Linked DNA regions of Mus musculus: region 1 is linked to region 2. A link is a loop called in an ENCODE intact Hi-C map of the cell type or tissue named here. Cell type or tissue: left cerebral cortex. All regions are shown on one strand. Region 1 overlaps Mterf3 (mitochondrial transcription termination factor 3). Region 2 overlaps Ptdss1 (phosphatidylserine synthase 1).

What was found. Hi-C counts contacts between places; a loop is a spot of excess contacts. Peaks named below come from ENCODE experiments on the same cell type or tissue, not always from the same donor. Only the 100,000 strongest peaks of a DNase experiment are listed, where the experiment ranks them.
Region 1: it touches region 2 in a loop (2.2-fold over the local background); 2 of 42 quality-filtered maps call a loop at or near these places.

What each region holds. Positions count from the first base shown.
Region 1 is chr13:66,925,543-66,930,542 of GRCm38, reverse strand. It overlaps Mterf3 (mitochondrial transcription termination factor 3), which reads left to right. Exons shown (of 8, transcript NM_025547.4): 2 at 320-658; 3 at 2,221-2,373. The coding sequence starts at 340. Among named protein-coding and RNA genes, the nearest start is that of Ptdss1, 4.8 kb to the left of the region's middle. In left cerebral cortex, no CTCF peak of the experiment used is centred here; a DNase peak (open chromatin) is centred at 2,176.
Region 2 is chr13:66,973,467-66,978,466 of GRCm38, reverse strand. It overlaps Ptdss1 (phosphatidylserine synthase 1), which reads right to left. Exons shown (of 13, transcript NM_008959.3): 8 at 3,910-4,022; 9 at 1,656-1,721. Among named protein-coding and RNA genes, the nearest start is that of Mterf3, 43 kb to the right of the region's middle. In left cerebral cortex, no CTCF peak of the experiment used is centred here; a DNase peak (open chromatin) is centred at 1,905.

The DNA.
Region 1 (5,000 bases), 48 kb after region 2:
TTAACAGTTGATTTGGTTGCATTGTAATTTGAGCATTTACAAAAAATTTTGCTTTAACGTCATTCTTTGTTTTTAAATTGTAAGGCATATCTTTATCTTTCCAGTTCAGAAATTCCTGTTTTGGTTGGTAACTGAGACTGCCTGTATTTTTGGCTTTTGATGTATTAGAAATTTTTGACTACCCCAGACATATTTATTTAAATCCTTTGTTTTTGAAAGTAATTTATTATCTATTTTTGTTTTTGCTGTTTGAATACTGTTTTAAATATGTGAGTAAATTAATCTTTCTTCTTTTGATGGGTGTGTTTTTCCTTTGTAGACTAAAATGTCAAAAAGAAAATGGCTCTGTTAGCCCAACAGTTACCCAGACGGTTCAACTCAGTTAAGTTGACTAGCTTCATTAAAGCCAAACAAGTCACCAAACGCTCTGCAAGAGCAGGAAAAGCCGTGTTGCCCGGCTTCTCAGCTCAGCCTCTGCTCTCCTCTGACACGAGCTTTCTCCGGCGGGGAATTAAGACTTACAGGACTTTGTTCTGGAATCGTTTCCATTCTGCCAGCACAAATAGGACAAAGAGTTCTGCCGAAAGCACTCTGCTTCCTTCAGTGGCTGAACAGCAGGAGAGGATACTTAGTCTTGAATCAGAGCTGCCTCTTGAAGGTAATTCCGGACATTGAGAAAAGCCCCCTTTTCACAGATAGTTTTGATCATACTACATAGTTAGACAGTACTCGTCCATTTCACATCCTGTTTTATACCAGGAAAAAAAAAAGGAACAATGTTGGTTCTATTCTTTTAGTTCTATTAAACTTTTTTAATAAGCTCCTAGGTTAATTGGTTTGTGTCAGATTTTTTTATAGCTAAGTGTGTAAGATGTTTGCTTTCTAAATATTCTGTTTTATAGCTTCTCTTGAAAAGTGTCCTTTTGGCATTAACTAGAGTTACTAGGGTTTAATTGTTATATGTATCTTTGGAATATACAGTTTCGACATAGTGACTTAACTGTGTAATAATGATTAAGTGGGAACAGTTATGTTACACCTCAGATTGCCCTTGAATTGCTTTATAGTCAACCCTCCTCTTTCCATGTCTCCCACTATAGGAATCTGTGGTTAAGCCACAGGTAGAATACTACTCCATTAGTAGGATGTGAAGGGATGCTAAAAGGGGAGGCAGGGAAGAGAAACTGACTGTGAATGAGAAAGGATAATTAACAGAGTAAACAATAAAAGATCCTAGTCTGGGTTCCTTAAAGTGACGATTTCAAATGCCTTCCATACCAAATTACATTAAAACAGCAGCAGAGAACTCCATAGTTGGGCAGACTGGCAAAGGGTTGCAGATGGTAGAAATTCTCTTAAAAGAGTAATCTGGAGATGAGGGCATTGGATCAGAATGAATAAAATCAGAATATCAAAACTTTAGAATGTAGATTCGGAATTTTTTAAAATCATTCTTTCGGCCGAGTTCAGGATCCATGGTAAACCCTGTGTCTCACAATGTGGTTGAAGAGGAGTGGATCTTTAATGTTACCTGTTGATGAAACATGAAGAGAAATAGACAAGGTGATTCAAATTTATAATCCCAGCATTTAGTAGGCGGAGGCAGGAGGATTGCCAGGGTTGTGTTCATTGTCTCAAAAATAGATTGAAATCCTTGAACTTTCCCAACAAGCTTCTTAGAGGGACAGTAGTTGGTCTCTCTGGAACTCTTAGATCTTAGGCCATTTGTGGACCTTTGTGGTGTGGGGTCACCACTATTAGGCCATGCTGGCTCTTGCTGTACTCCTCCTGACTCAGCCTGCACCTTGGGATGCTGGGATTACAGGTGTAGAGCATCATGCTAAGCTTAGACTTCATAAACATCTACTTCTGGAATAATCCCAGTATTTAAGCAATCCTTAAAGTAGGGAAGATGGCATATTTATGGAAATAGATCTTGCATTGTCCCTTTTTCAAGATTTACTTTATTTTTAATTATACATGTGTATATGAGTATGTGCATGTGAATGCAGGTGCCTTTGAAGCCCAGAGGCTGGTATTGGAGGCCCTGGAATTGGAGTTATAGGATTGGAAACTGCCTGTTGTATGTGCTATGATCCAAACTGCAAGAGCAGTACTTGACTGCTGAGTCATTTCTGCAGCCCCTTTATAGAAACAGTTTTCTGCATGTACATGATACTGCTGACTCGGTTCTCTCTTTCTTCATGACTCGCTGCAAAGAAGTGGATGACCTGCCTCCATTGTCTCCGTTACAGTCAGTTTCAGAGGAGGAGGCTATTCAGATTGCTGCGTACTCTCCGCTGCCCATCTCCTCCTTCACACTTGCAGATTACGTAGACCATTCCAAGACTCTGCAGAAGCTAGTGCAGCTTGGTAAGTTTCTAACCTAGCAGTCAGCCCTGTCACGTGATGTGTTAGTCTGTTGACCCATGGTGTACTGTTCTCCGTTTGCCATGTAATATCCCCTGACTTCCTCCTGGAGCCCACTGTCCTCATATGGATTATTCTCTCAGCCTGGACCATAGCTTTCTTAATAGGCTGGCTAGTAGGTTATCCTTGAATCTAGGTAATTGAAGGCAGCCAGAGCCTTTTATTGCACACTTCCATTTGGTCCTGTCTGTAATGTAGCTCTTTGTTGAACCTTTTTCATTTTCTTTTTTTTTTTTTTTTTTTTTTTTGAGTCTGGTTTGGCACTTCTACTTGATTTTCTCAGTAATGATCCTAGGGAGTTGACAGGAATTATATGGGTAAGAGAGTGAAGAATCCAAGAATTCCCATATACAGGCATACATAGTTCCCCATTTTTAACTTGTACCTCAGCTTGGACATGTTAATCTTTAGAGACTCCAATTTCTGAGCCATCCAGGTTATTGTTGTTGTTTAATGGGTTTGAGTATTGTGCTAAGTTAGGGTTACTATTGCTGTGATGAGACATCATGACCATGAAAACTCTTAGAAACAAAAACACTTAGTTAGGGCTGGCTTACATACAATTGGGAGGTTTAGTCCCTGCATGTGGCAGCACGCGGGCAGACGTGGAACTAGAGAGAAGCTCTGAGTTCTACATCTGGAACTGCAGGCAGCAAAGAGAGAGAGGCACAGTAAGCCTGCCTGGTTTGAGCATTTGAAACCTCAGAGCTAACCTCCAGTGACACACCTACCCCAACAAGGCCACACCTCCTAATAGTACCACTTTCTGTGGGTCTATGGGGGCCATTTTCATTCAAACTACCAGAAATATTTTGTACTGAAAATACCTGGCGGTGGAAGTGTTTGAGATTTGACACTTCCTTGTTTTTTTTTTTTTTTTCTTTTTTGTTTTGTTTTGTTTTTTAACTATTTGCTTAGTGCATAGAACTAAAAACTTAAAAAATACCAAATTCTAAAACTTTGAGTTGTTTCACATCCTGGTGTTGTTCATTTGAGTTCTTTTCTGTGGGCCTTTCAGTTTCTTCTTCTCCCTGATAAAACTGTTTATATATTTCTCATTTCCTATATCTTGGACAACTAGTTTTGTTTTGTTTGTTTAATCAGAAAGAGAAAAGAAAACCTGTGACATACCAGAGACCCTCAGAGGTTGTCCTTGCTTTATTGTTTCCTCCAAGTCTCCAAGTTTGCTTTTATCCTCTGTTATCTTTACTTCTCATTTGTTACTGAACAACTGCAGGCAACTCCTACCTTGTTGATTTTGTGTGTGTGTGTGTGTGTGTGTGTGTGTGTGTGTGTGTGTGTGTGTGTGTACTTGTAGAAAGCAAAACATTTTTTCATTTAATTGCTTGCATTTGTTTTGTTTCCGGTCAGGTTCTTTCCTTGTTCTGGACTTGCAGATATGCTAAGCTGATTAGCCAATGAGCCCCAGGGAGTTTTCTGTCTCTACTTCTCTACTGTCTCCATCTGCCTAGTACTGGGATCACTCACCAGGCTTTTTTTTTTTTTTTTAAAATGTGGTTTCTGGGGATTAAACTCAGGCCTTCAGGCTTACAACGCAAGCACTATACATGTATACATACTGAACTATCTCTCCAGCCCCTGACTTGATAACTTACTATTTTTCAGCCATATTGGCCCTGCAAAGTATCTGTAGTGTTAGTGTTCTTTCTGTAATGCAAATTGGCCATACTGGTTAACTGCTTAGTATCTTTAAAGCCTTTGAGTTCTCACTGCTTTCCTGTTCATCTTATCAATCTCCTGCTTTGCCTACTTCACTTCTTTGGTTGACCAACAGGTAGAGAACTTATTTCAAGTTCAATAGCTTCTGCAATGTGTTCTCTGGCCATACCATCTGAGTGACTCTTCTGTGAGTTCCACTCTACTAATGTCAGCATATGGTAATGTTTCACTCCTGTGTGACCTAGTTAGCCAGGTGTTACCCAAATGTGTAAGAAGTGACCCATGTTCCCATGAAACTTCGTGTGAGGCTAGAAGCATGTATTCTCTGCATAGGGAGCCAGAGGTAGGCAGATACCTGTGCAATCAAGGCCAGCCTAGTCTACGTAGTGAGTTCTAGGCTAGTCAGGGTTACAAATACCTATTTGAGAATAACTAGAAAAAGATAGAGATAAGATGAGAAGTCCCCAATGAGATAAAAATAAAGGCTCTTTCACTAACCTAAGCATCCATCACTTAGTGAATAATTAAAGGAAATGCATTACACATACACACAATGAGATACCAGTCAGCAGTAGCAGAGAATGAAATACTGTCATTTCCAACAGGATTTGGAGGACATGCACACAAAGGCATGTTTCATTAGTAAAAGGTGAATAAACCAAGCTCACAAAAACAAAGAATGGTGGTTGGGGTAGGGAAGATGACTATGGGGAGATGTTGGTGGAAGGGTACAAAGTGTCTATTCTTAGTAAGTTCTGGAAATCTATGATCTACTAAGAGTATGTTTTAAATACACACACACATACACATACATGGGGGTGATATGTTAATTAGCTTGGTCTAATTAACAGAAATAGTGCAGCTATATCTAAAACATCTGTTGATCCTCA
Region 2 (5,000 bases):
GGATGATGGTGTAAAGAGAGTAGAAAGGGTACCAAGGGCTGTAGTAAAGGCATGGTGGGCCCCGGAGGAGAGGCTCAGCAAAGGGCTTAGACAGTGTGGTCAGTCAGCAAGACAGCAACCACTGATCAGGGTCCCAGTCAGGAGGAGACCTCACACGACTAGTAGTTATCTATTCTCGACAGCTTACTCTTCCCATTTTATGCCTGCATCTGTTCTTGAACAGTCTGAGGCTATGAACTGGGAAGAATGTCAACACATTTATGAGAACGTCTTCTGAAAAGCCTCAGATCCAGGCACGGGGAGGTGGTTCAGAGGGCAAAGTACTTGCAGTGAAAGCCTGGTGACAGGAGCTCAGGTTCCCAAGCCAGTAAGTGCTCAGAACAAGGTGGCGTGCCGATACAAGAGGGACTCAGATACAACCTGACCAATCAGTCTCTCTCAACTACTAAGCTCTGGATTCAACGGAGGGTACCTCGATGAATACAGTAGGAAGGGACTGAGGAAGACAACTGACTCACCGTTGGGCCTCCACCTGCATGCGCACACTACATACAGGTGAGAAACAAAACAAAACTTAGACCTATGTTTCAACTGAGGGAGATGACTTAGCAAGTCTGTAATTAGTAGTTCAGTAATTCAGAGTTAATGTTTATATAAAACAAAACAAAGTATCTCCTTCAGGAGAAAACTGTGAAATTACGGAAAGGAAACCTGAGGTGGGTGGCCCTGTTTGACCTTTGCTCTACCTTTCCTACCTTCCAAAAGATTAAAGGTCAGTTGTATGGGATGTAGACACGTCTTCCTCCACTTCTGGCTAAAGCCTGGCGTCCTTCCTTCTGTAAAATCATAGAGAAGCTTTCTGAATCTTCCCAACGGGTGCCTGTTTATACGCAGGCCCACGGGAGAGTGCTACAGGGAAGGCAGGGTCCCGGCCGTTCACCTCTGGATCATCTTTACATGAGTTTCTTTTGTATTTTGCTTAGAAGTTTTACCAATGTGTGCAGTGATTTCTAACTCTGCCTGTAGTCATTTATCCTATCCTATCCACTCAAATTAGAACCTAGATTAAGTCTTGAACCTAGGCTACATCAAGGAATTAACTTCCTATACAGGTTTACTCAGACCCCTCTTGAACTCTAGATGTGAAGAAATATAATGATAGATGGTTGGTATTTAAGCAGCAGAGTGACCTACATGACACACAGAAAAGAGACTCACCCATAAGGGGATTTGGAGGGGAAACTAGGAATGTGAAACAGTAAACAGTATATTAGGAAATAGCACTTGTACCCACAATTTGTAACCATGTGTCTGCGTTAATTCTTGAAGCAATAAAATTATTTTATTATTATAAAATTATATTGAATATGCAGTAAGCTGGTTTTTTGGGGGGCCTTCTAAGGTCAAAATAACACAAAGTGTTGCTTAACCCAGGGCAGATGTCCCAAACTCAAATATGTTCAGAGAAATTCAACAGATCCATACTGGATCTAATTTATTTTATAAAGCAAGGTCTCTGAGTTCTATCAGAAATAGTTTCTTACCTTGATCAACTTCCTTCATGGGGAATTACATTGAAGACTCTTAACAAAAACTATTCAAAGAAACTTAGGGGCTCAAATGGCTTCAAAACCCCTACAATCACAAATACTCACCCAAACACCCAGCACTGTGTCCCTACACGCTTGCACTGTGTGTCCGTGAGGTAGGCATAGTACTGTCTGAAAAAACAGAATTAGAATCCATGAGATTTCTACACAATGGCACCACAGAGGAACATAAAACCTGCTCTGCCTTGCTTGCCATACTCCAGCAGCCTGGTCTAATTTGATGCAAGGGAACAGACAGCCAGGGCTATTGAAACATTGCTCTAAGAGATTCTGAATTTGGGTCAGATGGGGGTGAAGGAAGCTCAGCTTACAGGATCACACTGTTGGCAAAGGCAGCTTTGGTCTAGTAACACTGCCACAGTCCTGAGCAGCCTGAGCCTGACATAGCTTCTCTGTGGAGTGGAGACCATTCCAGAGGGTTAACTACAGGCTTCTTCAACTGTCTCTTATGGCATCCTCAGGTTTATGGGTGTTTACTGTAACCAGGTAAAAATGTAGACATCTTTGTCTTGCAGAAACTAGAGGGGCCCCAGCTGCACTTCACTATAGTTACTGAGTGTTGGTGACAAGTTTAGCAAAGGGTGTTCAAGTGCTCTGAGCAGCACCCACAACTATATATGCTGTTCAAATATTTCCAGCTGTCAAATGAAGATAAAGAAGACATATGCAAGTCACTTTAATAAAGCGACCAATACATAAGTTATATCAAAATACTAGAATAATATTTTGTATTGCCTTTGAAGTAACACTTGGAAATCTGGTGTGTTTGTTTACATGTGACTGGAGTGGTGTCAATAGCAGTGTGGCTTGTAGTCTCCCAAACACTCCTAAGGTCTGTCCAAGCCTACAGAAGTCAAGTGAACCAGAATTTTGGGAGAATTACAGGTTCCCTTGAGGATTTGAGAGATTCTATGGCAAAGAAATATAATATATGCACAAAAGACTTTACATTAAACTCTGTGGGACTAAGATACTATACAACACTCATGCATGAACTATGACCTCATTACTTCAAAGACCCCAATCAAAACATCTGAAAACAGGTTTTCTCTCATTTACCCATATTTTTATTACCTTATTTGTCTTTACTAGATCAATATTAATTTTCCTAATTTTGTTTGCTGATGTTTGATTATTGTAATAATGAATGATGATTAGAAGAAATGGCTGAGATAGTCTCTTTGAGCAAGGTAGTCCCTCCACTTGTGTAGTTAAAATGGATATTTAAAATGATGATGTGGCTAGTAAGACGGCTCAGTAGGTAAAGACACTTTCTGCCAAAGCTAACAATCTAGAGTTTGATTCCCAAGATCTATATGGTGAGAGGAAAGAACAGACTCCTGCAACTTGTCCTCTGATCATCCACAAGAGTACTGTGGCACGCATGTGCATGAGTGCAACACAAAAGCATTTAAAATGGAAAAAAGGTGGGGAAGGCAAGCTAAACAATCCTATGTTTTTTTTAAAAGGTAGCAACTCCTCTAACTGCTTAGTTCCTACCTGTTTCTTCAGCAGATCTCAGATGTGGCTACTGTACTCTTTATGAGCTATACAGTGTAAATGCCACTTTAAAATAGGAAACTAACACAAGAAAAAAAGTTCTGCTTTAAGCTGCCCCTCATGGGTGTTCCTGAAGAGCAGTGAATGATGCCATTCCTCCAGCTCTACATGAATACAGCAAAGTATTCACAAGGACAGCGAAGCTCATCATGGCTGTCCTGAAGGACTACAGGAACTTAAAAAGGAATCAGCTTGATTGAGTCTCAATGAAGTTCCGTTCTAAAACTAAAGTCTGTCGCTCATGACTTCAACTCTATACAAACTTTTCTACTTACCAATCATTTTAGGAAACCTTAGTGTCACCTTTACTACTTTTTAACAGTTTTTGTTAGCTTTGGCAGAAAGTGTCTTTACCTGCTGAGCCGTCTTACTAGCCACATCATCATTTTAAATATCCATTTTAACTACACACGTGGAGGGACTGACTACCTTGCTCAAAGAGACTATCTCAGCCATTTCTTCTAATCATCATTCATCATTACTTAGCAGGGACCGACTACACGGGCTGAAAACAAGGGCATTTGTATGGCCATACCACTACATAGTCTCTTTCTCTTACAAGCTCACACTGTTGTACTGAGGTCTCAAATAAAAATGTTTTCTTTATATTTTGGATGAACACTTGTTTAGAATGGCATTTTCACAGAAAAATTTCTAGCTGATGTGATAGACTTTATGCTAAGAAAGAAAACATAAGCATATGTCTTCAACAAATGGCAGTGCAACTGGACAGAATTACCTCACTGTGGGAGCCGTAATGCAGCCGATGAAGAGGATTCTACCCCAGCTTAAGGGATGGCTGGCTTGGAACACAAAGATGTGCTTCAAGAAGAAGGTATTCAACTCAGTCAACTGAAGAGAAGAGAGGTCAGTCATTGTGGTAGGCAAGTCGACGTCTGAGCATGCCAATCCTCAAACAGGCATTCTAGAGCTAAAAATAACCAGCCTATCTGAAGTGGTTTCGGAAAATATATGAGCTTTCCCAAGAATTGATACTTTAAGTAGTAACAGCCATTACTAAGCACTGGCCAACTGGGAGGAGGCCAGGGCATGTGTATGCACGTGTGTGCATGTGCACGTACATGTATATGTATGACTGCAGTGGTGGGAAGGGAGGGTATGACCTCTGGTCATCAAGGAACTGAAATGCTTTCTATTTTGCATGTCACTTGGCTTCTCTGTGTGATCTGCTAGGACAGGCTCATATTTTAAAATGTCTCCACAATGAAGGAACTCCTTGGGCAGAGTAAGCTAGCTTCTGTAAGTAGCCTTGAAAATCAGGCCAGGTTTAACGAAAGTCCAACTCTAAATAAATCACCACTGACCTATGAAGCTTGAAGTCCATCTGAGAGATGACAGAGGCATATAGTGTGTGTGTGTTAAGGGCAGATTCAATTTTTGTTGGCAGTGTTCCAGGATAGGGTCTTGCTATGCAGGCTGGTTGACCTGGTATCATGTAGCCAAGGTTGGTATTGAACTTGCATTAATCATCTTGTCTCATTCTTCCAAGGTCTGGGATGGTCAAATGTGCAGCACCACTCCCAGTTTGCAAGCATTTTTGGAAAATATTTTTATTTACAGTTGGCTGAATCTTCAGACCAATCTTATAGATATAGAGAGATAGTGACATCACTAAACCATAGTAATGATTTATTTTCTTACTCTTCTCCATCTATCAAGAAAGGATTTGCTTTCCATGTGTGAACAAAATATTTTCTTCTTAAAAGTAATATCTTCTGATCTTTTCCTTTGTATTTTAATTTTCAAAATTCCCATTTAATTACAAATTATGAGTAGTGTATGAATATATGCAACCCAGCGCATGTGTGA